3 separate regions of the Mus musculus genome follow, and regions 2 and 3 are each linked to region 1. A link is a loop called in an ENCODE intact Hi-C map of the cell type or tissue named here. Cell type or tissue: left cerebral cortex. All regions are shown on one strand.

Region 1 (8,000 bases):
TTAGTTTATGACATTTGAGGAGAGAGAACATCAGTTGCAATAATGCCACCACCACATTGACCTGTGAGCAAATTTGTGGAGAATTTTATTGATTGATGATTTCTGTGGGAGGACCCAGTCCTTTGTGGGCACTGTCACCCCTGGGCAGTTGGCCCTGGGATATATAAGAAGGCAGGCTAGGAGGCACTTCCCCAAGGATTCTGCTTCTGTTACTGCAGATAGTTCCTGCCCTGATTTCTGTCAGTGACAAAGTATGATACGAGAGCTTATGAAAACCAAACCAAAACAAACAAAAGGAAAAACTTTCCTCCCCAACTTGCTTTTGGTCTTGGTCTTTTTCTCACAGTAATGGGAAGCCCTTAATAAGACAATGCCCAGCCACTTTACTGTACCTGTTTCCCTGAGGCCAGCAACCTGCAAGCTACATTTCTTAGAATCCCAACCAGCACGGTTCAGAGTTAGACCCCAACCATAAAAACTGGGGGCTGAAAAAGCAGGAGAGAAACAAAAGGATTACAGCTCCTGCAGCAGCAATGGGCCATGGTGTGAACAGGGTGGGCCTAGTCAGTGGGTAGTGTGACGTTGGTCAGTGGCTTCCAGGTGCCCATCAGTGAATTGTGCCATCTGCTGCAGCAGCAGCCAAGGAGGTCAGTGATGTTGTCCTGCAGCTCTTTAAATTTCCTGATTTCTGGACAACCACTGGTAGCTTGCCCTCGCCTCTTTCTGAGCCTATATTGTAACTTCCCTATTAAGTCTTTTCCTGCTTCAAATACTCCCATTTGACCTCAGAGTTTTGATAATACCCTGATGCCATTTCTTCCTCTGCATTTTCTCTGAATGTCAATGACATTCTTGGCTTTCAGAGACCATGAATAGAGTATAGAGCAGGACTGGGGTGATAGGGAATTTTTACCAACAGGTTATTCAGGAAAAAAAAAGTCTTGATCTTTCCAGCTAAAGAAGGCAAGCTTCATGGTGTAGTTCATGGTGTAGTGTAGTAATTAGTTTTCTATTGCTGAGATCAAACACTATGACCAAAGCAGCTTATATTAAATTATTGTCATTAGATCCACAGGGATGGGTCCACTATCATCATAGCCAGGTAGTGTGGTAGTAGACCGGCATAGTGATTAAAACAGGAAGCTAAGAGACGAGGAGTTACATCCCACAAACCAAAGAAGAAGCAGGGAGAGAAAATTCAGAATGTTCAAGTCTTTAAGCTCTCAAAACTGCCCCCTCTGTGACCATACTTCCACTAGCAAACCCATACCTACCTAAATAGGGTCAGCACCTGGAGACCAAATATTCATATGTACAAGACCTATGGGAGATACCTCATCCAAACCACATCTCCTTTCAACAAGATCCAGGTAATGCTACAGAAGAGCATGATTCAAACTTCAGTGAACTGATTCCTTAAGCCTGAGCTTGCCAGTGATACAGAAATGGCAGCATGTCACTGCAAGAAAACAGGCGAGACTTTAGGAAGTGTTTGGTGTGACATGACCCCTTTTGATAGTCTTGAAAACCCCTTTTTCTCAAAAAAAAAATTAAGTATATAAAATAAAATATTATAATAGAAGACAATTATATTCAAGTGTAATTTCCAACATAAAAACAACTGCTTAGGAGTTTTTGTGTATGTGTGTGTATCTGTGTGTGTGCATGTGTGTGTATATATGTTTGTGTGTGTGTGTGTCTATGTTTGTGTGTGTCTGTAAGTATGTTTCTGTGTGTGTCTGTCTGTCTATGTGTGCATGTGTCTATGTGTCTGTAAGTATGATTCTGTGTATGTCTGTCTGTGTATTTTCTATATACCTGATGATTCCCATAGTTTCAACATAATGATAAAAAGGCACAAACATTTTAAATAACTCTTACAATGGTAATGGAATAAGGCTCAGAGTAGTTACAAAGTGACCATCAGAATTTTGTTATCTGTATTTATAGAGAAGGATAATAATGAATCTTCATTTGAGATTAGCAAAAATAACATTGTGAATTTTTTTTCACCCGAGTTCACACAGCCAGTGTTAAGAATTTCTCATTTAAATGTGTGGGAGGTCGTTTCTTACACTCCAATGTACTTGGGAAAAAACCTAGATGCTAGAATAAGCTCTAGAGTCTTGGATACCAAAATAGAGAGATGTTTGCAGTCTACAGTCTATAATGTGTGCATGCAGTGTTCTTGGGATAAAAAAAAAAATCAAAAGAATACTCAGACATGGTCAAGAAATTTTCTAGAAAGTAGAGAAAGGTCAAAATATTCAACAGAAAGTTGTTTTCTTCAGCACTAGCACTGTCTGCGGGTGAGCTGGACACAAGAAAGATGGCATCTCTTTATTGAAGGACCAGATAAGGTTGTCGTTGTCTGTGAATTCACTTCCTCACTTACGGAGGAAGAGGCAGCAACCCCCATCTCCTTCTCTGGAATACTCCTTGTTGAGATCTTCCAAAATATTGGAGCAAATTAAACAGAATAAAATCATTTCTTATTCTCCTTTTTGAAAAATATCACAATATCTGGTGTAAAGATTAATCCTATCTCCCCCAACCTTGGAGAATATGGCCATGGTTGGGAGTCCATACAAGGAGAGAAATGTCAATTTCACTCACATGCGCTGAATTACATGCTAGAAAATTCAGTTCTTTTGAACAACAGAAAAACGCTTTTATATTTAAGCAAGCATTTGTTCTTGGGAAACAAAATGTTCAGCTCTAGTGGTTGCCACAGCAACTGCTTGGGCTAAAAATACCAGATATTCCATAAGCAGAAAAAGTATGTAGTGAGCAAGGAAGAGGAAAGAAAATGGGAAATCTCCCAGAGGAAGGTCAATGACAGAATCCAGACTCCAAAGACCAGGGAGAGCATGTATCTTGGGGACTGCTTCTTCCCATGGGGCAATATGTTTGATAGAAACCTACCGCCTCTGCACCCTTCTTTTCTATCTGCCCACAACTTTCTCTTCCCTCAGAATCACATATACTAAGTATGAGTGGTCCACCTCTCCAAAAGCATCCTTGTCAACAGTAAGGGCATATCGAGCAAGGGTAGGTAGCATTTGCAGGAGGATCATCAAAGATAAAAACCTCTTCCCATTGTTCCTGCTTTTGAGTTGTCTGGTTTTTTTAAGGAATCCTTCCAGTGAAAGAACTGTTTAGGGGCTGGGGTGACAGTAATGTGCTTATCTACCAACCAAGACTAAGTACCTGAGTTTCCTTCCCTAGAACTCACATGAAAGAAAGAGGGGGAAGCCTGACAGGGTGGCTTACGCTTCTAATCCCAGTGCTAGTGGGGAGGCAGAGACAGGCAGATGCCTGTTAGTACTTGCCAACAAGCCAGCCTGACCTGTTTGGTGAACTCAAGGCCAATGAGAGTCTTTGCCTCACAAAACAAATTCGAATTAACTGAGGAACTACCATGAAGGTTGTCCTCCAGCTTCCACATGCATATGCACAGACAGACAGACAGATAGACAGACAGATAGACAGACAGACAGACAGACAGACAGGCACACACACACACACACACACACACACACACACACACGTACTTGTACACATGTTTAATAAGAGAGAGGTCAAACAATCCATTTTTTCTCTTGCTCCAGTGTCTGATAAGCTTTGGCCAATGTTGTTCCTTCACTTGGAGATAAGTGTCTGCCCTCTTCAGTCTACTTAGCTCCTCGTTGATGCCCATTGGCAGGGTCCCCGGCTTGTTGCAGTTTCTCTTCTTAGGTCTGTTCTTTCTTGGAAACACCCCTTCTAAGAGAACTGGCACCACAGATTTCCTACATGGGCATTTATTAGTCTCACTTGCAGGCTCCTGGGATCTAGAGCTTTGCAATAAATCTCTATTCTATTCCCCATGTGCCCAGCACGGTGCCCAAACCACATTTGTTGACAAAATCTGTTCTACTCCCAAGGGGGGAAAGAGGAAGGCTGAGTGATAGGAAATATTGGATCCTGTGGTCAGTGTACAGGTCAGGGTACTAGTTATAGTTTTGTATGACTTCCTCCATACAAGAGTGCCAAGCCCAGTACAAAACCCTCAAGCCCACACGAATGTCATTCTGTTCCCAGTGCTTTGGTCTAAAGTTAGGCAGCATGCTAGAAATGACGTAATAGTCATATCCTATTCAAATACACTGAGGACTTTCAACAATGACTCTATATTCCAGGAAAAACATTAATAGGATTTGGAACCAGAAGAGCGGGTCTCAGTTTCTCGCCCACACTGTCTTTCCTAGACAAGAGGTAATAGACAACGGACCCGTGCTTAGATACCTAACTTCTTCACTTGTACAAACAGGGTATTCAGATCACATTAGCTGGCAGAATTAGTGTGTTTTGGAAAATACATTCTGTTGTACAAACCGTAGACAACACCATGAGTTAATTCTTTCTACTAAATAAATCCCCAAATGCCTTCCCTTTAATCTCCTAAACCTATTTTCATTCCCATTTCCCTAGGTTAAGGCAAGGTCTCTAAATTCTCTTAACTCCAATTAAATTAAGGGAGCCAATTTTCACAACCGATTTCATCTTAGGTTTTGTTCCTGCTGCTATGCATGATTTCTTTGCAACTCAACGTTTACTATTCCCATCATAGTATATGTAATGTATGATATAATGGCATTTTAGATTTGCATAGCAAATTTGCATAGCAGCTATAGTATATAAACCCCTCTCTCCTTACCAGAAGCAGCAAGTCCCACCTGTCCCATCAGTCACTACCTGAAATGTGAAACTCCAGGCAGGCTGCTGCTGAAACTGAAAAGAATTGGACATTGAAGTAATATACTATGAAGACAACGTGTGGTATCCAACAGCTCCTCCTACTTCCTCCCCATGTTCTTGGCAACAGCCAAGAAACATGTTCCCAGGCAGCAAGATGAAGCTGCCTCCAAAAGGTTACCCTAGAACAGTGTCTGCCTCTCAGGATCGGGCATGTCACGTCCGCATTCTACAGTGATGTGAGTTTTGGCACAGCACAGAAGAGGCTTCTGAGAGGAAGGAAATGGTGCCCTGGTGTTCAGCAGCCTCTGGGGTGCTACTTGGCACGCTCTTCAGAAGTCAATCTCTCCTAGAAGATTCTTTAACTCCCTCAGGTCACAGTGAACTTGTGCATAATGCTTTGATCCTTATTATCTTTTTAGAAAAGGGAGGCCACCATGCTTAACACACTGGCATTTTCTTGTGCCTATAGAATATGCATGATTGTGTTCAATGAGCAGGCACAACGAATATACTTAAAGCCATCTATACAAATAGCCTGCAACAGCTCAAATCTGTTTCCAAGAGTCTAATTCACACCTAGATCTTTAGGAGAATTTGAATTTCATATTGTTCGAGTATCTAGCCCATTCCAATCTCATCCTACCTCAGGAATATTAATAACTCAGGTACTTGTTTGCTAGATCTATGTATGATAACAATTGTATCTTCACTTACTTTCTAGATTATTTATAAGCATTTACTGTGGGTGACCATCATCCAGAAAGTCTTCTACTGGGAATGACATTGTCATCAGTGTTCAACTCTAGATGGTAATTGATGGAAAGTGGGAAGGAAATGGGTCCAACAGATGTTAAGAAGTCCATTAGTCTGTGCATTTGTGGTAAGCCTTTGTGTTCCAGAGTCAGCCTAGACGCTGTACCTCAGCCTTGCCATTTTCTGGCTTTATGATTTTGAGAAACATAAAATCTCTGAACATTAATGTATTCATCTGTACAATGAGAGTGACACAGGTGCTCCCCTCATTACTAAGAGACCTAAGATTCAGTCAATGCTTGACTGATCCAAAGAAGAACTTAGAAAATACCACAGAGGGTATTCAATGGACAGGGGTGGGGGGTGTAACCTTTGTCGTGTCACTTACCCATTAAACATGTGCTTGCAAAGTGTCAGGCATTGAATTCAATAAGAAGACATTAAAATATAAATAATCTCCAGTTTCAGGCCTCTGGATATCTTAGTATTTAGAGTGGTCAGTGAGGAGGTGAGGACCTAAAGAGGCCAGTGCAACACAGCAATGGTCCAGCAGATAATGTGGGCACAGCACCATCTGTGGCCACAGAGGAGTTTCCTTGACAAGTTGAAGTCTAAGATACTTAGGAAGAGGGATGTCAGAACTGGATGACAAGGAGGGTATAGTAGAGGTATGTTGGGAAATGTGACAGACAGGCATGTATCACAAACATGGAGAATTTAAAGTATTTGTACAACTGCAGTTATGATATCAGTGGCAGGAAAGAAGAAAGGCTGCATGTTCTATCATGATAGCATATTCTAAGGTCGTTGAATTTTCAAAAAGCTGCTAATACTCCAAATTTCTCTTAGTCATAAGACCATATTGTAAGTCTCTATGGTAACCACTGAAAGAATATTTAAAAGTGAATAATGAAGGAAAGTTACAAATAATAAAGATGTTTATTAACAAAAAAACAAGGAATAATAAAAATAAGCAAATAAGCATTTAAAATAGAAAAATGCATGTATTAAGATGAGAAATTGTACCCGTTACACTAAATGTGCATAGATTAATACGTGAATTAAAAAATAAAATGTATCACAAGGGATGGAAGAAGCATACACTACACTCTTTATAAAATGCATGTTTTAAATATAAAAACCTAGAGAGACTAAAAGTGAATGGATGAAAAATAATGTGACTTGGAATACTGAGTGAGTAAAATCACTTAGATGAGAATGACTTTAAGAAAAGTAGTGCTCACATCTAAATCATTTAAAATGCGTGATAAGCAGCTTTAAGACATAGATACAGACATGGAGACATAGAGATGTGTCCAAAAAGATATCTATATCTATAGTAGAATTACAACTATACATGTCTATATAGATCTCGATCTAGATGATAATACTCTACATTATTAGTATACATATTGTTAATACATACACATAAAATCTAATCAAAATGTATTACATTTTGTGTTAGTTTATAAACAATGTCTAAGCAAATTCCAAATTGTATTATTTCAAAGTATATATGTCAAACCATAGTGGATTTAGGTGAAAATAATAGTACAGATATTTTTTAGAAGTTTCTCAGATTTATAGGAATTTATCAGTATTCCCTCAAACAACCACTAGTTCAGAAATGTAATTGCAACAAAAAAAAAATAAGATATTTTAAAATAAATAAATAGAAAAGCATAAAAACATAGCTATTGAGGTAAAACCAAAATGGCACTTATAGCTAAATATAATTATATGCCTTAAAGTGTACACAATGAAAAATAGTAAGAGCTAGCATAAATAAGTTCTAAAAAAGAGCAAGCTAAAAGAAAATATCTTCAAATTAAACCTAAAGGAAGAGAAAAAGGAAATAAAACATAGCAACAATGGGAAGCTGAGTCTAGACTGAGGAAGTGGGTCTGTGTCTGGGGGATGGGGTCTAGGTGGCAGGTGAATATCCTCTCCCCTTAATCTTTATATTTCTCTCAAGTGGATGGTTGGAAAAAGGTCATTGCTGATTGGGGAAGGGGAGCCACATTACCCTTGGCTACTCCCTGTCTTGCTTGCTTCTTGGATGACCACAAAGTGAACAGCCTCCTCCACCTCATATTTCTGTCACTCTGAGCTGCTGGGTGAGCCTTGCTTTCTGCCATGCTATCTCCACCATGATGGATTGAAACTTCCTGAAATCATGATCCCAAGCCTACTTTCAGCCCTAAATTAATTCTCTTCAAACCTCACTCTCACTCATTCACTCTCCCCATTTCTGTGGAGCCCTGTGCCGTGCACCTCATGGGGTCGCTCTGTACTCTTTGTTTGAAGAGTTACTTTTGAATCTTTCTGATCTTGGATGTTCTTGCCCTTCTTCTTAGCTCCTCTATAATGGCTTTAACATGACAGGCTTCTTCTGTAATTAAAACCATAAGAAGTATCAGACATCCATAAGCTTCTAGATTCAGAATCTGGACTAGGACTAAAAAGTTGTTTTTATCAAAAAAGTTAATAAAACATTGCTTAAGACA
Region 2 (8,000 bases), 93 kb after region 1:
GCAGCCACAAAGGGAAAGGACTTAACATGTTTCAAACCCCGAACTTGAGTGGGAGTGTGATTATTTGCTTTGCTTATTTATCTCTGTGTGTATGGATATGATAAGCAGATATATTCCATGACATTAATGGGAGCCAAAGGGCAGTCAATGGGGGAGTTGGTTCTCTCTTTGTACCATGTGAATTCCAGTGATATACTCAAGTCACTGAGCTCAATGGCACGTGCCTTTACATGTTGGGCCATCTTGCCAATCCAAAGTAAGTTTTGGTATAGCTTTGCCACAGGTGTAAAGGAAGAGAGAAGCATTTAGAAAACAGGGCAGTGTACACCCAAGACACGGGAGCAGGTTTCTTGGGAGGGGGCAATGTCACAAATCTGGTTCTTAGGTAATGAAACCTTTCCAATACTTGGAGTCTCTAGACTGCATTGACACAATTCAAGTGTTTGCACATTATCTATTTTAAAAAAAACATTGAGGGACCACTGAGAAACAGGTAACTTAACTCTAGCGCTCAGCTCTTGTCCAACTTGGAGATCTTGGCTCTAGATTATGGAAACCGAGATGATCTATGAATTAGCAATGAGGATTCTGCATCTACTATCATGTCTAAAGCTTGCCAGAAATACAAGCTATGCAAAAAGACCATCACGTAATCCTCTAATGAAGTTTCAATGGTACAAAAACTTGAGCAGCCAGGAAAAAAATTTTCCCAGTGCAACTCCAGGAAAATCATTATTTTGAACCACCACTCCCCACCTCATAGACTGTTATACTAAAGGATTATGTTTCATTTTGTAAATATATCTATAATTTGATAGAGTTAGTAATGATATTGCCGAGGACCCTGAAAGAATGTCCTTGCATGCTTAAGGTGGAAGAAGAACTTTGGCATAATGCATTTCTGAGCCTTCATGTCTAGCTGCTGGCTCATGCTCTTCCTCCGGGGTTACAAACCCCTTCAGCTCCTTCAGTCCCTCCCCTAACTCCTCCATTGGGGTCCCCCATGCTCAGTCCAAGGTTGGCTGCAAGCATCACCATCTGTATTTGTCAGGCTCTGGCAGAGCCTCTCAGGGGACACCTATACAGGCTCCTGTCAGCAAGCACTTCTTGGCATCCTCAGTAGTGTCTGGGTTTGGTAGCTGCAGATGAGATGGACTCGTCCCTTCTTTACTGTCTTTTTTTCTCTCTCTCTTGGTTTAATTAGCCTCTTCATTTCATCATCATTTGCTCCACCATTTTCTCACTCCAGTATATCAGGGAATTTTAGGGAAATAGCTGCTGTATCCCAAGCCCCGTATGTGACTATAGTGAAGCATTGTCCTCCAAACTAAATGATTTCCATCCTGGAGGAAGGAATCTTCCTTTCAAGTTTCTGCATCCTTTCTAGAAACTCTGCATCCTAGAAAGATACTCCTTAGGACTGAGGAAGTGATCAACACACAGGCCTCAAGAAATTCCTGAAATGTACAAGATTCACAAGGCCCCTCCCTTCTCCTGGTAATATAAGCAGGACTTCCTGCTTATATAGAGAGACTCTCCAATTTCCTGGTACCTGCTGATCCTGCAGAGAGAGCTCCGAGATGTGCAGCTCTTGTGAGCCATCACCCATGCTGGCATGGGCTTTTTGGTAATACAGCTTCTTTTAGATTGTCTATTATCTAGTAAGTAATCACAATTAAACTCACTAGTTTGCCAACCTAGATTTTGTTGGAATCATTATTTTGGTCTGTTATTGGTTCCCTATCAGGGATGAAGTAGCCATTTCTTCATGTTTCCCCAGAAGATGTCCCCCCAAGAAATAAGTACTCTTGCTCCCTGCCTTCCAGTCATCTCTGCACTCCGTTCTGGTCTACTCTCCAGTGTCACCTGAATTATCCTTTCCTTCTCATCCATGTGTTATCTGACCTCAAACCCATCAAGCCTGTTCTCGAGGTCTGTGCAAGTTTGGACCAGGAGTTGACTTACTGTTGCCTCTTGTATTCGTTTCCTAACATTGCTGTAACAAGGGTCAGGAAACAATACAAATTTATTATCTCAGTTTTGAAGGTCAGCGATCTGGGGCAGGTGGCAGCGGGATGAAATCGAATGTTGGAGAGATTAATTTCTTTCTAGAAACTCCACAAAAGAGCACTCCCTTGCATTTCCAGGTCTTAGTTGGAACCCATGCTCCTTGGCTCATAGACTCTTGCTCCACCATCAAATCCCACACTGACATGCGAGTTCTTCCCACTCTGCATCACTCTGTCTCCCTTCCTCCTTGTTTAAAGAACCTTGTGACTTTGTTGGAGCCCCTCAGATAATTCATGGCAATCTCTCTATTTTAAATTTAGTAATCTAACAAAGGTAACTGTATTTTCAACATTAGCTACTCTTACCTTTGCAATACAACATCTCCCAGCTTGTGAACATGGCAGGGAGGCTATTTCTCTACCTCATTTTATTCCTAAGAGTATTTCCAAAGTTCAGTCAGACAGACTGAAAAGTCTTCAACTGCTAAAACAGCCTGTGAGAATCATCTGATTTTGGTCAGGTTGAAAGAAGTGAAGTGGGGGGAGGGGATGTCCCTTGACAATAAAGCTTCATTTTAAAGGGGCATAAAATTTGAAATCAAATGACCATATGATTAAATCCCTAGCTTTTGTAACCTATGAGTTTTGTAGCATTGATAAACTAACCTCAATTTCTCCAAATCTCCATTCCCTCAGCACTAATTTGAGTATATTTATTGTGCAGTCTTTCTCAATGCTGAAGTAAAATAATTGCAGTAGAAGGCCTGGCTCATAGGTTCTCTATAGATGCTAATTTCCTTCCTCCACAAAATATACTAGTTTCTGCCTCCCATTGGGGAGGCCATTGAACCTCACAGCCACTTGCATTGATACCTCACCAATCAGTCAACATGCACTGAGAACTTATGTCATACATGGGAAGCTAGAGAATCTGAGGATGACATTCAACACACAGTGTCGACCTAGTTAGGGAATCTATGTGTGAATGCACAAAAGGTTAGGTCACAGTAGCAGATGGTTGTCACCACCACAATCATAAAGCTCCCGCTAACGAACTGCCTTGTGTTTCATACTGGTTGCGTTTGAGAGGTGAAGATTCTACACTAGACCAATATGAGATGATACCACGACAGGCAGCAGGCGGATTTATGAGGGCTTGGAAAGAGGAGCTGTGGTTAGGAAACCTGTGAGATACAGGGAGGTGTTCTCACTGAGCAAATCCCTTGGATTCTCTCCTCAGCGACCTTCAAAGGTCTTGTTTACTTGCTGGGAAGCGTCTAGTCTGAGACAGGGTAAGTAAGACACAAAAATACCATCCCTAAACACTGCCATCTCCCACCTCCTCCCTCTGACAGCCTACCCTCCTTGCCAAGTCCCTCCCTCCTCCCTCCCCTATCTCAACATGATACAAAACAGCCTTTCTTCTTTCTGGGATTAGTTAGAAGCAATGCCCTATAATTATAGCCATCTTATCTCCTTTGAATTCACCAAAAATTACCCCTTTCCTTTAGATCAGCACCATCGCCACATGATAGATGCTATTGGTAAGCTTTGTGCAATGGTGAAATGTTGTTTTCTTAAAGTGACATCTGCTCCAATAGACTAATGTTCCGATCTGACTGACTCATTTGGTGGGAACATGTCCACATGCCAATGTGAATAGGCGGATGGGGAGGGACACAGGATGAGTGAAGCATCTGGCAGAATATTTTTTAGGATTTTAGATTTAAAAAAATAAGACTGTTCAATTTCCTATGGAAGACCAGTACGCAGTTGTCACAGCAGGAATAATACTCAGCCATACGATGATGTCTGAAGTGTACCACGTCTCAGGGTTGGAGAAATGCCCTGCTTCCCAAAAGCACTTTGACTCACCGAGGGGTCCTCATCTGTGGTCCCTTGTCCTCCCTGACCTACATCACCTCAGTTATCTCTACCTGTGCTCTTCTCCAGACCTGGGATCCATATTGGAATTCATGTCCATGGAAGTCTGCAGCCCTGCAGTGATAAGTGTTACTTTCTTTATGATGTCACCTCTAGATAAAGCTGAGCTCTGACTTCTCACAGCTTGGGTGTTTAATACAAGAAAATGATTTCAGATAGTGAAAGACGCAAACCCAAGAGCATGGTAAAGCAACTTAGGAACCAACGAACATTCAAGGAGTTGGTACCACCTATGGACTAAAAAGACAAAAAAGGCAGAGTCCCTAGAACCTATAGGGCATTGAGGGTTGGGTCACACACATAATACAGCTACCACTACAGTCATAGCACGAAGCAAAAGCAGATGGGAGAAAATATCCCAGCTTCACCCTTCCTCTAGCCTGCTATCTTACACTGGGGTGAATCCTTGAAAACATGCAAGCAAAGGGACCTAGAAGAAATAGCCTACAGGACTCTGCTATATGATAGAGAAACAAAATAAATAGGAATAGATCTAAAGCCAAGGATGTTGAAGGCCAACAGCATCCCTGAGTTGTGGATACACATTTTCTATGGCTGTGACCACACTGTCTCATCATTACTTGTGGTGTGGGTGAGAAATGTCCCCCATAGGCTGTGTAATTGAATACTTCATCTTCAGTTGGTAGCTGTTTAGAAAAGTTATGGAACTTTAAGAAGGCAGAGCTTTGCTGGGGGAAGTAAACACATAAATGGGAACTGCCTCTGAGTTTTTACAGCCTGGACGTCTGCTCTTTCTCTCTCTGTCTGTCTCTGTCTCTCTCTCCCCCATCTCTGTTTCTCTCTGTGTTTCTCTGTCTTTCTCTGTTTCTCTCCCTCTGTCTCTCTCCCCCCTTGTGTGCAGATGAAATGTGACTCAACAGTATTGAGTACTGTATTATGTGTATGTACCTCAACAGGTACATTGGTGTAAAGGTATCTCTGCACTGTCAATTGTTGATTGCTGTACTAGCCCAGAGCTAGCAGAATCTTGGCATTGTTGTTATTGATGTTCCTATGGCTCATAACCAGCCTCATGGTTTGTAAACTCTCTTCCTCTCTCAACTGTTGATTGCCTTAAGAAAACTCTGTCAGCCAATAGCTAGGCAGGAAAGGGAAGGCAGGACTTCCATTCTGAGCGAGGATCTCTGGGAGATGATCTCTAGGAGATGGAGGGGGTTGGGCATCCTGGCACTGAGAGAGAGATTCAAGGGTTAGACTCTGATGGCGTTTCCCCAAATATCTCACTAAAATTACAATGTCAAAATACTACCAAAAGCCATGCTTCTGTGCTAGGAAAGGTAGCACTGTCCATCTGATGAGTCCAGGAGTATAATCTCCCACTGGTGTCAGAATGAACATTTTATTTGTACTTCTGGGAAGAACCCATAAGAAAGAAAAAAAGACCACAATAGAGAGTCGGGGAACATGGGAGGCATTAAGGACGGGTCAGCAGGAAGGGGCTGGAGGGAGGGGAGGGAGGGGGAAAGTAATGTACTTCTATTTCAATTAAAATCATATTTCAAAATGTTGAGAAAAAAAACTAATTGTGCGCTAGGATAATAAGATTCAGTTAGATGAGCTAGCTAGGAGGTAGCCCAAGCTAAACGCCTAAACTCTTATAAATATTATAAGTTTCTACATCGTTACTTAACCACTGGCAGGTCCAGAAAGTCCTGTTATATGTGACCACAGTATTTCCTGTCTTCTGGGCAGGCTTCTGACTCCTGATGTCCCACCTTTACTGAATAACGGGTTGTCTGGAACTTTAAACCAAAATAAAGCCTTTCTTTAACTTATTTTTGACAGGGTATTTTATTACAGCAACGTAACTAGTACTCACTAGTGTAAGTGTGTTTCATATTTCTTTCCTTCCTTCCAGCTGGGTGGAATACGGATGTGATGGTGACACAACCATCCTGAGCCACAAAATTCAAGGTGTTCTTTGAGGACAAATAACAAAATAGAGGGAACCAGAGTTCCCAATGACCGTGCGGCTGTCAATGTCACATACCTGGGCATCAAAGGGAAATGAACTTATCGATGACCAACCCATTCCCATTATTCCTTTGAGAGTTTTTTTTTACACGAACCCCTTTTTCATGAATCTTGGTACCTCAAGGTCACCAGAGTCTCTCATTCCTTTATTCAATCACATGGGAACAAGAACAGATTGCGCGGCAGCGCCTTGCCTCAGGAGACATTTTTTTGAGCTTATGAAACTCCAGCACCCCAATATACCTCTTGTGGAATGGAATTAATTTTTCTTTTATTTCTGCATTCAGAAATAGTTTTTTTTTTCTGAATAATAAACACCCGTTGGTGCTTGTTAACTCTGTTTAACATTAACACTATGGAATGAGGAAACAATTGTGATTGGCTGAGTCCCTAAGAATAATGTTGCTCAAACGTTTGCATGAGGGCAAATGGCCTGAAGACGTTGATGAAATGCGGATTGCTGGGTCCTATGCTCAGAGATTCTGAATCAGTACACCAGGGCCCCGGGACATTGTATCCTTACCAAGTTCCAGATGGACATTGAGGCTGCAGGTATAAGGCCAATGCTGCCATAGTTAGAGGGCAGGGACAAGTCATTGTCCTCTCCACTTACACATGCATAGGTGCCTCTAAAACTATGTAAGCACGGCTGGGGACATGGCTCAGTGCCTAAGTCCTTGCTGCCCACGCTTGAGGATTTGAATTCAGATCTCCAGCACCTGTGTAAAAAGATCTATGTTTTTCTATAATCCCAGTGCTGGGGGAGAGGGGCAGAGGGTCGAGAGGATGTCTGGGGATTGCCCCCAAAATGACAAGCCCTTGTTCAATGAGAGACAGTGTCACTGGGGACTAAGGTAGAAAGCAGTAGAGGAGAGCACCTGATCACCTCTTCCGGCCTGTGCATGCTTGCGTGGGTACACACCTGCCTGAGCCTGCATACGTAGCCCCACAAGTGCAAGTGCACACACAAACTCACAGGAGTGAAATGTAGAAACCTGAGGCTCACCACATTCCCACAGCAGGAAAGATCATTAGAGGACCAGGGGATACCCTGAATTGGTGTCAGGATCTTGGGTGGATGCAAGTGATTGGACAGAAGGGCAGTGTGAACATCCACAAAGCAATTGGTGGCTACCAGATTGTGGTCAGTGTACAGTGAGTCTATGGTTGCTGTCCACATTGCCCAATGACATGCTGTGACCTTATGGAAGTGACACTGCAGTGGCCTCTTCTAAGCTGTGACTGCTGAGCTATCAGCAAATGAGAGCAATTGGGGGCGACTTTCTGCTTTTTCGCTGTCACAAATAAGTATACAATGAAGGTTCAAAAAAAGAAGGAACCAAAGAAATGAAATGGGAGCTTGCCATTCAAGCACAGTCTCAATGCACGTCTGCTAGCTTGTCACCCTCCTCCAACTAAATTACTACCCCTGTGTGCCTCCCACACAGAGATAACGGTGTTGCCAACGAGCGTGGGTTAAAATGCAACCCCGGTGAGCTAATCCACTTCAGTGAAATGTGTGTGAGATCTCATGTCGACAGCAGGGCAGAATAAATGCTTTTGCAAGCCTGGAAATAAATTATTGGCTGTCTAAACATCTACCAAATTTAGATGCCAGCGGAACTAAAGACTTCTTCCTCCTTTCTTTTCCTGTTCCTCCTTTCTCTTTTTTCTCTTCCTCTGCCCATGCTGTCTCCTTCCCCCTCATCCCCGCCCCTTGGAACAATCTGAGCTTTTAAAGCACTGCTTGGCCTCATCTTCAGCAACACTCCCTCTTCTCCACTGCAAAGGAAGAGCCACAAAGGTGCAAATGATGCTCTTCCCAGACCACCAGCTCGCTGAGGCCTTTTGTTCCTGAGCTTCATTGATCTGTAAGAGCTGGTGCTCTTCTGGACATCACTGCTTCTGCATTTGAACAACTCCATCCAGGGACTCAGGCCAAGACTGGCTTCGCTTCCAGGTCTGCAGGGCTGTGTGCTTATGATGTGTGAATTCTCACCATAGTCCCTCAACTGACCCCAAGAGAAAGCTACATAAAGTCTTTATTTCATG
Region 3 (8,000 bases), 73 kb before region 1:
TTTTGATCAAGTCCACCCTATTCCCTCCCTTCTAATCATTCTCTTATCCCCCTAACATTACTCCCTCCCAATTTTGTCATTTTTAAACTCAAAGTACACTTAGCGCTTGCCTGTGTGTTCTAAGACACAGGACCATCCATCTACTACTAATACAGGAATAGCCTCTTGGTGGCCTCCTCCTTAAAGAAAACTGATTCTCTCCCCCACTTTCAACTGCTAATAGCGCCTTCGTTAGGGGTGAGACTCCTGACAACCCTCCCATAGAACCCCACCTCCATCCACCATACTGGAATTTTATCTGACATGATCTTGCACAGACCTTAGGCATGCTGTCACACTGCTGTGTGTTCACATTTGCAACTGCCTTGTGTCTGGAAACCAAAATGATAACAACAACAACCAGTCTCCATGTAGTCACTCTCCTCCCTACAGTGCTTCTCTCTGCTCTGCCTTCTAAATACTGAAGCTACAGGCACGAGCCACCAGTCTGTCTGAAATTTTCCATTTCACGGTCCAATAAATTTTTTTATTGTTAAGCTAGTTGGAAATTGTAACTTGTTCAGTGCTCACAGGTTCCCATTTCAGCCTTCTAACTGATGCAGCCCTGGCTCCTGCCCCTGCATCCCCACTTTAATAAAGAGAAAACAAAGCACAGGTCAGGGAACAGATGTGCTCAGAGGAAAACAGGTGCAGATTTGCTCTGAGAAGACAGGCTTCCATCACCGGGAGTGTCCTTTCTCCAAGATTCCTCAGCCTGCTGTGTATATAGTAGTAGATTTCCTATGTAAACTGGTATTTTAGTGGCTTTTCATTTACCAGGTGGTGACAAACCTATCCCTTTGGTCCCCAGAACTCCTTGAGTATGTAACACTAACTTGGAATGAAACCATATGGGTAGGGCCACTCTGCTTTCCTGACCCCTTCTTAAGTCCCTGTGTCACTTGTGTGACTTGATGTCTGCCTTGTGCAGTCACATATACACAGGGAGAGTTTCCATAGCATCCAGCAGGTATGAAGGGTACTCCTGTGAAATATGCATCTTTGAGTAGATGTGGAACATCAAATCTGACTCATTTCCATGTTTCCAAGTCCCCCCACCCTGCCCATGTGTGCAAAGTTTTATTGGTCTGTTCATTTGTCATTGAAAAGATTGTTTTTTTATCCACATCTTTCTGAATGCATCTCTGCCTCCACCCTTCTCCTTTTCCTTCATCTCTTTCTCTTCTATATCCACCGTGCTTTGAAGCCTCCCATCCTTGAATCATGTCACTACTATTTAAAGAGGTAGAAACCTTTTCTGTGTTCCAGCTGGACATGTGCTAAATGCAGTGGTTGCTATAGTAATAACTCCTCCCATGCCGGAACAGTCATATCAAAGTAAAAAAAAAAATAACCTTTTCTATGAGCAAGAAATATGAAAATAAAAGGATTTACTTGCAAAGTATACCACATGCCACTGGTGTTATATTCCATGAAATTAGACTTTCTAACACTTTATTTAAAATACCAACAAAAGACCTACAAACAGCCAACATAGATTGCTTATTTTCACAGGTACCCTCACCCCATAAGTCTTTCCCAACTTATTCCCATGATTATATAATTCTTCTGTGTCTCCAACACACTTAAATATAGATTTTTTTTCCTTTCCTGTTAACTATTAATATTAACTGACAGGTATATAGATCCCTAAGCACACAATAACATGTTTTATGTGTACAAGATGTTCTGTGCTTGCTTCCTGAGGATGCCCATCCTGTGGAAAAGGGAAGAGAGATGTAGGACTGGTAGTGTTAACAGTGGTAATTTCTTGAGGCAATGGTTTTGAAGGGCCCGATGAAAGAAACTGACATTTCTAGGACAAGCACCCTCTCTTTCTACAGAGGGAAAGGAAGCACGGGTAGAAGCTGAGGTCTGTGTTTGTGGTTTGCATGGTTAAAACTGCAAATGCTCTAGTTGATGCTGTCTGAAAACACACACACACGCGGGCGCATCAAGTGTAAAAAACGAGTCACAATGATGGTTGCGTTAAATACATTTCTCATTGCTAAGCCAGCAGCCAATTGCCAACACTCTATTGAAATTCAGTTTGTTAATTACTTACTTAATTACTTACTTACAGTGATATCTAACCTCTTTTAATCAGCTCATGGTCATTGTACATGTTTATGGGGTAGTGTGACATTTTAGTACATGTATACAATGTTTAATGAGTATGTGACAAACAGTAATTGGCACCCTCACCTCCTTGTCTCTAGAATCCAACATTTTGGTTTGCTTTTATTTCTGAAACCACTGTCTTGACTCATAGTGTCTTTGTTCTGCATCTAGACTCTTGACGGCTTCCTAACTTGCCTTCCTATTTCTAATGCAGTTTCTGCCCTGCAAAAATAATTACATCTCTAAAATATCATCTCACTGATTAGTTTCCCTAGTTAAAAACACCTTCATGGCTTTTCAGATTCTATTGAGAATGGAAGCCAGCCTTCTATGACCAACCACCAAGATGTTTCATCGTTTAGACCCGCCTACTTGTCTCTCCTTCTTGCATACTCTCACAGCTCATACTAAAATGCTTACAGGTCCTTAAATGTATCCCTGCCTCTTGCTGTCTGGGAGTTTGTGCTTCTTGTCCCTCTGCCTGATTCACTTCCTCTTCCTTCCTAGTCTTGGCATGATGAATCGTCATGTGCTCCTCTTGAATGCCATTGTGTCAGAAATCTGTCCTGATCTTCCAGGACTAGAGTGGCTGTTTTTCAAAATGGAACCATTTCTATCTTGGCCCCACCTTAAGTAGCATTCATTTATCTCTGTCGTGCTGTAAGTAATACTTATTTTCAAAGAAAGCCCACATCCCATTTATCACTGTTTCCCTAACATCTTGCACAACAGCTGGCTTATAACATGCATTCTTCAAATCATTTGTCAGATAAATTTTTTAATTAAAAAAAAAAAACTTGGCACTCAGAATGATCAAAAGCCTTGCCCAAAGTTCTTTGCCAAGTAAATAAATGGTAAATCTAAGCCTTTATCTCCCACCCCCTTTACCTCTCCCCTCTCCCATAGCCCCGGCTCTTCTATATGGTAAGGGCTCATAAATGTCTACTTACACTCATAACTCTCTTCAGAAGTGAAGAATCACATCTAGTGGTACATCAACCTTTCTTTCTACAAGGACAATGCCCAAACTTAGCACCACTTAACTAATTCAGTCTCTATGCTCTCTTAAGAATGTTTAACTGGCTTGGGAACAGTGCAATTCATCTTTAATCCCAGCACTCTGGAGCTGGAAGCAAGCAGATCTCTATAAATTCAAGGTCAGCCTGGTCTGTACAGAGATTTCCAGGCCATAGTGATATAGTAAGACCCTGAATTGGAAAAAAAATACGGAGAAGTAACAGAAGAAGACACCCAGTGTCTGACTCTGGTTTCTGCATACATATACACATGTGTGTGCACACATATGCACACATATGTACATATATACATATAAAGGAGAAAGAAAGAATGAAAGGAAGGAAGGAGAGAGAGGAAGAGAAAGAAAGAAAGAAAGAAGGAAAGAAAGAAAGAAAGAAAGAAAGAAAGAAAGAAAGAAAGAAAGAAAGAAAGAAAGAAAGAAAGAAACTAAGTCTAACTGGATTGAAGTGTAAGTAGATCTTGTTCCCAGACAGTGTGCAATGTGCTAATCAGAGATGTGCAGAGACTGGACTGTTGGGAATACAAAGAGGGAAGAAGCCCAGGTCTACCAGGAGGACTAGTTAAAAATGGAAGTGGTTACATAAAAGGGTTCACAGTAAAAATCTCAACACTATTCTTCTTTTTTAAAGTTATGACATTAGCAATAGTTGAGTTCTGTGTTCCCTCCTCAGATGGAAGATGTTCTTGACTTTGGCTATAAACATCTGCAATTCCGATTTAGACTTCTCCACAAGAGCTGCACAATCATCCTATTTTGGCTTCCAGCTCAGTTACTCTGTTACAAGCTTTGACTCCACAACTCTGGGGTAATAGAACACAAGGGCATAGTTTGAAAATAGAGCATGCATCTGCTGCGGATTGTTATTTTGGTTTAATGAGGACTTGCTGTTTCCTGAATTCCTATAATCATTTGATGAATTGTGCTGGTGACTTGCTCTGCAGGCTTTGAACATGTGGTACCCATTGGGGTACAGTGGCGGGGGGGGGGGGGCCTAACTCACCCTCTTCCCCATGAAAGCAATCTTCTAGTAAAACATTGTAAGGGCAAATGTGTGTATTGATTGCTGGCTAAATAGAGAAATGATGCAGCGATGGATAATTTGCTTCGCTGAATGAAGAGAAGATCGGCTCCACCCCATACTAAATACTCTCCGTTCCATGTCCTAATGTATGCCTGCATGTGTAAAGCATGTTAGGGGTTGTAAAGATGGATAAAACAGCTCGACCTTCACAGCATTTCTCAAAAGGAATCAGGAGCCATATCCACACACAAGAAAGGCAATCTGGGATGAGGGCTATTTGAGGCATAAGTAACCATTTTATTTGTTTACCCTGGCTCAATTTGCAAAGAACTTCCATGTGCATTGCCTCGTTCAGTCCTCACAATGGTCCTGAGTGTCCTGCTAGTGTCTTCATTTTGAAGTTACAGATGATATAGGATGAGAAGAGCAAATACCTTGTTCAACTTCCCACAGCTAGAGATTAATATGGATTTCTAAAATCCCAGCCCCACAGCTGAAGGCCATGGGAAGCTGAGAATGTAAACAGATACCATGAACTCTAAGTTTCATGGAGGACATGTAGCTTCAACTGTGGCTCCACCTTCCAGATGAGTCGAGTCAAAAGAAGGAAAGGAATCCCTGAGAAAGAGAAAATACCTGAGCTAAGAACTCTGAGGTGTCTGAGGTGGTGAGAGATGAGTAAGGGGATCCATCCCATAAACAACCACCAAACCCAGACACTATTGCATATGCCAGCAAGATTTTGCTGACAGGACCCTGATATAGCTATCTTTTGTGAGGCTATGCCAGTGCCTGGCAAATACAGAAGTGGATGCTCACAGTCATCTATTGTATGGCACACAGGGCCCCTAATGAAGGAGCTAGAGAAATTACCCAAGGAGCTAAAGGGGTCTGCAACACTATAGGAGGAACAACAATATGAACTAACCAGTACCTCCCAGAACTGTGTCTCTAGTTGCATATGTAGCAGAGGATGGCCTAGTCAGCCATCAATGGGAGGAGAGGCCCTTGGTCTTGCAAAGATTATATGCCCCAGTACAGGGGAATGCCAGGGCCAGAAAGCAGGAGTGGGTGGGTTGGGGAGCAGGGCTGGGGGAGGGTATATGGGACTTTCAGGATAGCATTTGAAATGTAAATAAAGAAAATATCTAATAAAAAGAAGCATGACTGTGTGTGACATTGTTTATGTCATCAAAACCAATGCATCAAATAAAAACTGTGGATGGTTTTAAGCCATTTATATGTTTCAGAAGTATTCTTGTCCTCACAGACTACTGATTTTGGAGAAAACCTACACACAAAAGAAGTGAGACTAAAAAGAGTGTCTTAGATAGTAGTCATATTATGATGTCCACATGAGTTCTAGAGGTGTAGAGTTTTATTTTGATTTATTTATATTTCCATTGATGTATTGATTGGCCTCAGGGAAGTCAGCTCTGGATTGTGGGGATCAAATTGCTCTAAAGAAATCAATGCATTCAGAGGTATTCACCATGGAGTTAGTCCCTGACAGTGTATTGAAAAGTTCAGAGTGAGCCGAAGTGCCTCGCTTTTACCTGGTGAGTGTTCTCAGATGGGCGTGTGGTGTGTGGAGCTGCCAAGGGATGCTCATGGGCTTGGAAAGGATTGAGGGGTTTAAGGAAAATGAGTGAGTTCTCTGTGTGAGGTGCGGAACTATGCTGACTCATCCCATTCTGAAACCAACCAACCCCCATGGAAGAAGGAAGGCAGACTGTGAAGGCAGATGCTGCTCTTAGAGCCAAGGCAGGCAGAAGTGTAACAATTGGATGCTGATTGACTCTAATGTGTTCCTGGCAAGAGAGTGGCACACACAAAAAATATGATGTCACTCAACTATCAGCTTTAGACAAGCAAATGTATCACAAATGCATGTACAGGTTGTCAGAGCTCTTCAAGGAGTTAAGCAGCCTACCTGAAGACTGTCAGCCTGTGGCAAAGCCAGAATTGCAAATGAGGTCTTTCTGATCTCCAACTCTATGGCAACTTTATATTAAAGGGTAAACATTTTAATATACAGACTCATAACGGGTCAGAACACTACAAATGATTGACAGGGGCATGCTCAGCCTTAAGTGCGGTATTATCTGTCCATCAGAGCCAGAGGATGGGAAGGGTGCACTGCAGTAGGTGCCTTCTGGACTTGACATGGCCTTTGCCTTCATGAACTCAGGGCAGATGTGTTTTCCTCCACAAGATCTGAATAAGATTGGCCTGGTGAACCATCCATCATGGATAAGGGAGGGGCTTATGAGGCCCCTCCCTCCCTCGGGGGACTACCGACAGTTAATGAAGGCTGGTGACTATCATTTTCTTCAGTAGTGTAGCCACAGATAAGCTGTTCATGCTCCAGGAAATAACCTTGGGCTCCTGGAAGCAATCCTAGTTAAACTCAGTGGCTCTCACACTCAATGGCATAGATTTAGGATGCCGACTTCTTGGGAATAAAATAAATGTTTCAGCAGCAGGAGTGTATATATTAGGTACTTTGCTATCGCTGTGATAAAACAACATGACCAAGACAACTTAGAGAAGAAAAGACGTATTTGGGGCTGACAGTTCTAGCCAGTTCAGAGTCCATGACCATCATTGCAGACATCATAGCAGCAGGCAAGCAGGTATGGCCCTGGAGCAGAAGCCGAGAGCTCACAGCCTGATCCATAAACAGACAGCAAAGAAAGCTGATGAACTAGAGTCTTTTGAAACTGTTAGTTCTCCCCTGGTCACATACTTCCTCCAGCAATACCATATCTCCTAATCTTCCCCAAACAGCCACTAGCTGGGGATGAAGAATTTAAATCCCTGAGACTTGTGTGCAACACTTTATTCAAATTAACACAGAAGGGGAATGAGAGAAAGAAATGGGGGTGAAAACATCAAAATTCCCTGTATATGTGTGTGAAATTGTCAAGGAATAAAAATTAAATAGTTAAGAAGAGTGATCATTTTGTCAAAGTTTCTTAGATGAATTAATTAATTAGCACAGTAGAGGTGCTAAACCCCAAACTAGAAAGTTTGCAAAGATTGCAAAGTGTTTCATGTACTAATGTGCACATGCATACTGTGTGTGGGATGTTTACATGGTGTGCATGCGTGTGTGTGTGTGTGTGTGTGTGTGTGTGTGTGTGTGTGTGTGTGTAAGAAGCAAAGCCTTGCTCTTGTTAAGCATGTGTCCTCCTGAGATACAATTCTACTTCATTTCCTTGTACGTGGCTGATTGTGCAGCACAGTTGGTGGAATGGCTGCTCTCTTCCCTCCACTGAATTATCTCTTCATTTTTATCTAAAAAGCAAACTGACCATACACATGTGAGCTTTATTCTGAATCGTTTTATTGATCTGTTTATCAACAGTCTACATCTTGGTATTACTGTAGATTTACGGTAAGTGAGATAGCTTAAATGTTCCAACTTCTTCCATCTTCTGCATGGGCTCATTGATGACTTTAGTTCTTTTGAATTTGACCTAAAGTTCTAAGTCAGCATTCTAGTTCCTGTAAAAACACCTTCTGGGCCTTGTATAATACTCTCTGGAATCTCTTCATCATTTGGGGGGCAATTGACATTTTAAAACCTTTTTATTTGAAATAACTATAGATTTAGGGGAAGTTGCAAAAGTGATATAGATTCACAGAGCCTTCAACTTATTTACCCCAACATTTTCATAATAGAGTTAACACATTATGAACCAATAAAACCATGCATCATGTGTGTGTGTGTGTTTGTTTTTTGAGTTTTTCTGTTTGGTGTTTTGTGTTTGTTTG

What was found. A loop is a pair of places that touch in the nucleus more often than their neighbours do. Peaks named below come from ENCODE experiments on the same cell type or tissue, not always from the same donor. Only the 100,000 strongest peaks of a DNase experiment are listed, where the experiment ranks them.
Region 2: it touches region 1 in a loop (2.9-fold over the local background); 4 of 42 quality-filtered maps call a loop at or near these places.
Region 3: a loop joins it to region 1, with 2.8 times the contacts of the local background. A loop is called at or near these places in 2 of 42 quality-filtered maps.

Annotation. Positions count from the first base shown.
Region 1 is chr1:164,678,726-164,686,725 of GRCm38, reverse strand. No RefSeq gene overlaps it. Among named protein-coding and RNA genes, the nearest start is that of Dpt, 110 kb to the left of the region's middle. In left cerebral cortex, no CTCF peak of the experiment used is centred here; DNase peaks (open chromatin) are centred at 2,744, 3,217, 4,057, 4,884 and 2 more places; H3K27ac peaks cover 4,538 bases.
Region 2 is chr1:164,585,909-164,593,908 of GRCm38, reverse strand. No RefSeq gene overlaps it. Among named protein-coding and RNA genes, the nearest start is that of Gm26685, 87 kb to the right of the region's middle. In left cerebral cortex, no CTCF peak of the experiment used is centred here; DNase peaks (open chromatin) are centred at 3,421, 3,585, 3,954 and 7,436; H3K27ac peaks cover 2,452 bases.
Region 3 is chr1:164,751,887-164,759,886 of GRCm38, reverse strand. No RefSeq gene overlaps it. Among named protein-coding and RNA genes, the nearest start is that of Dpt, 41 kb to the left of the region's middle. In left cerebral cortex, no CTCF peak of the experiment used is centred here; DNase peaks (open chromatin) are centred at 1,258, 1,876, 3,978 and 5,915; H3K27ac peaks cover 1,712 bases.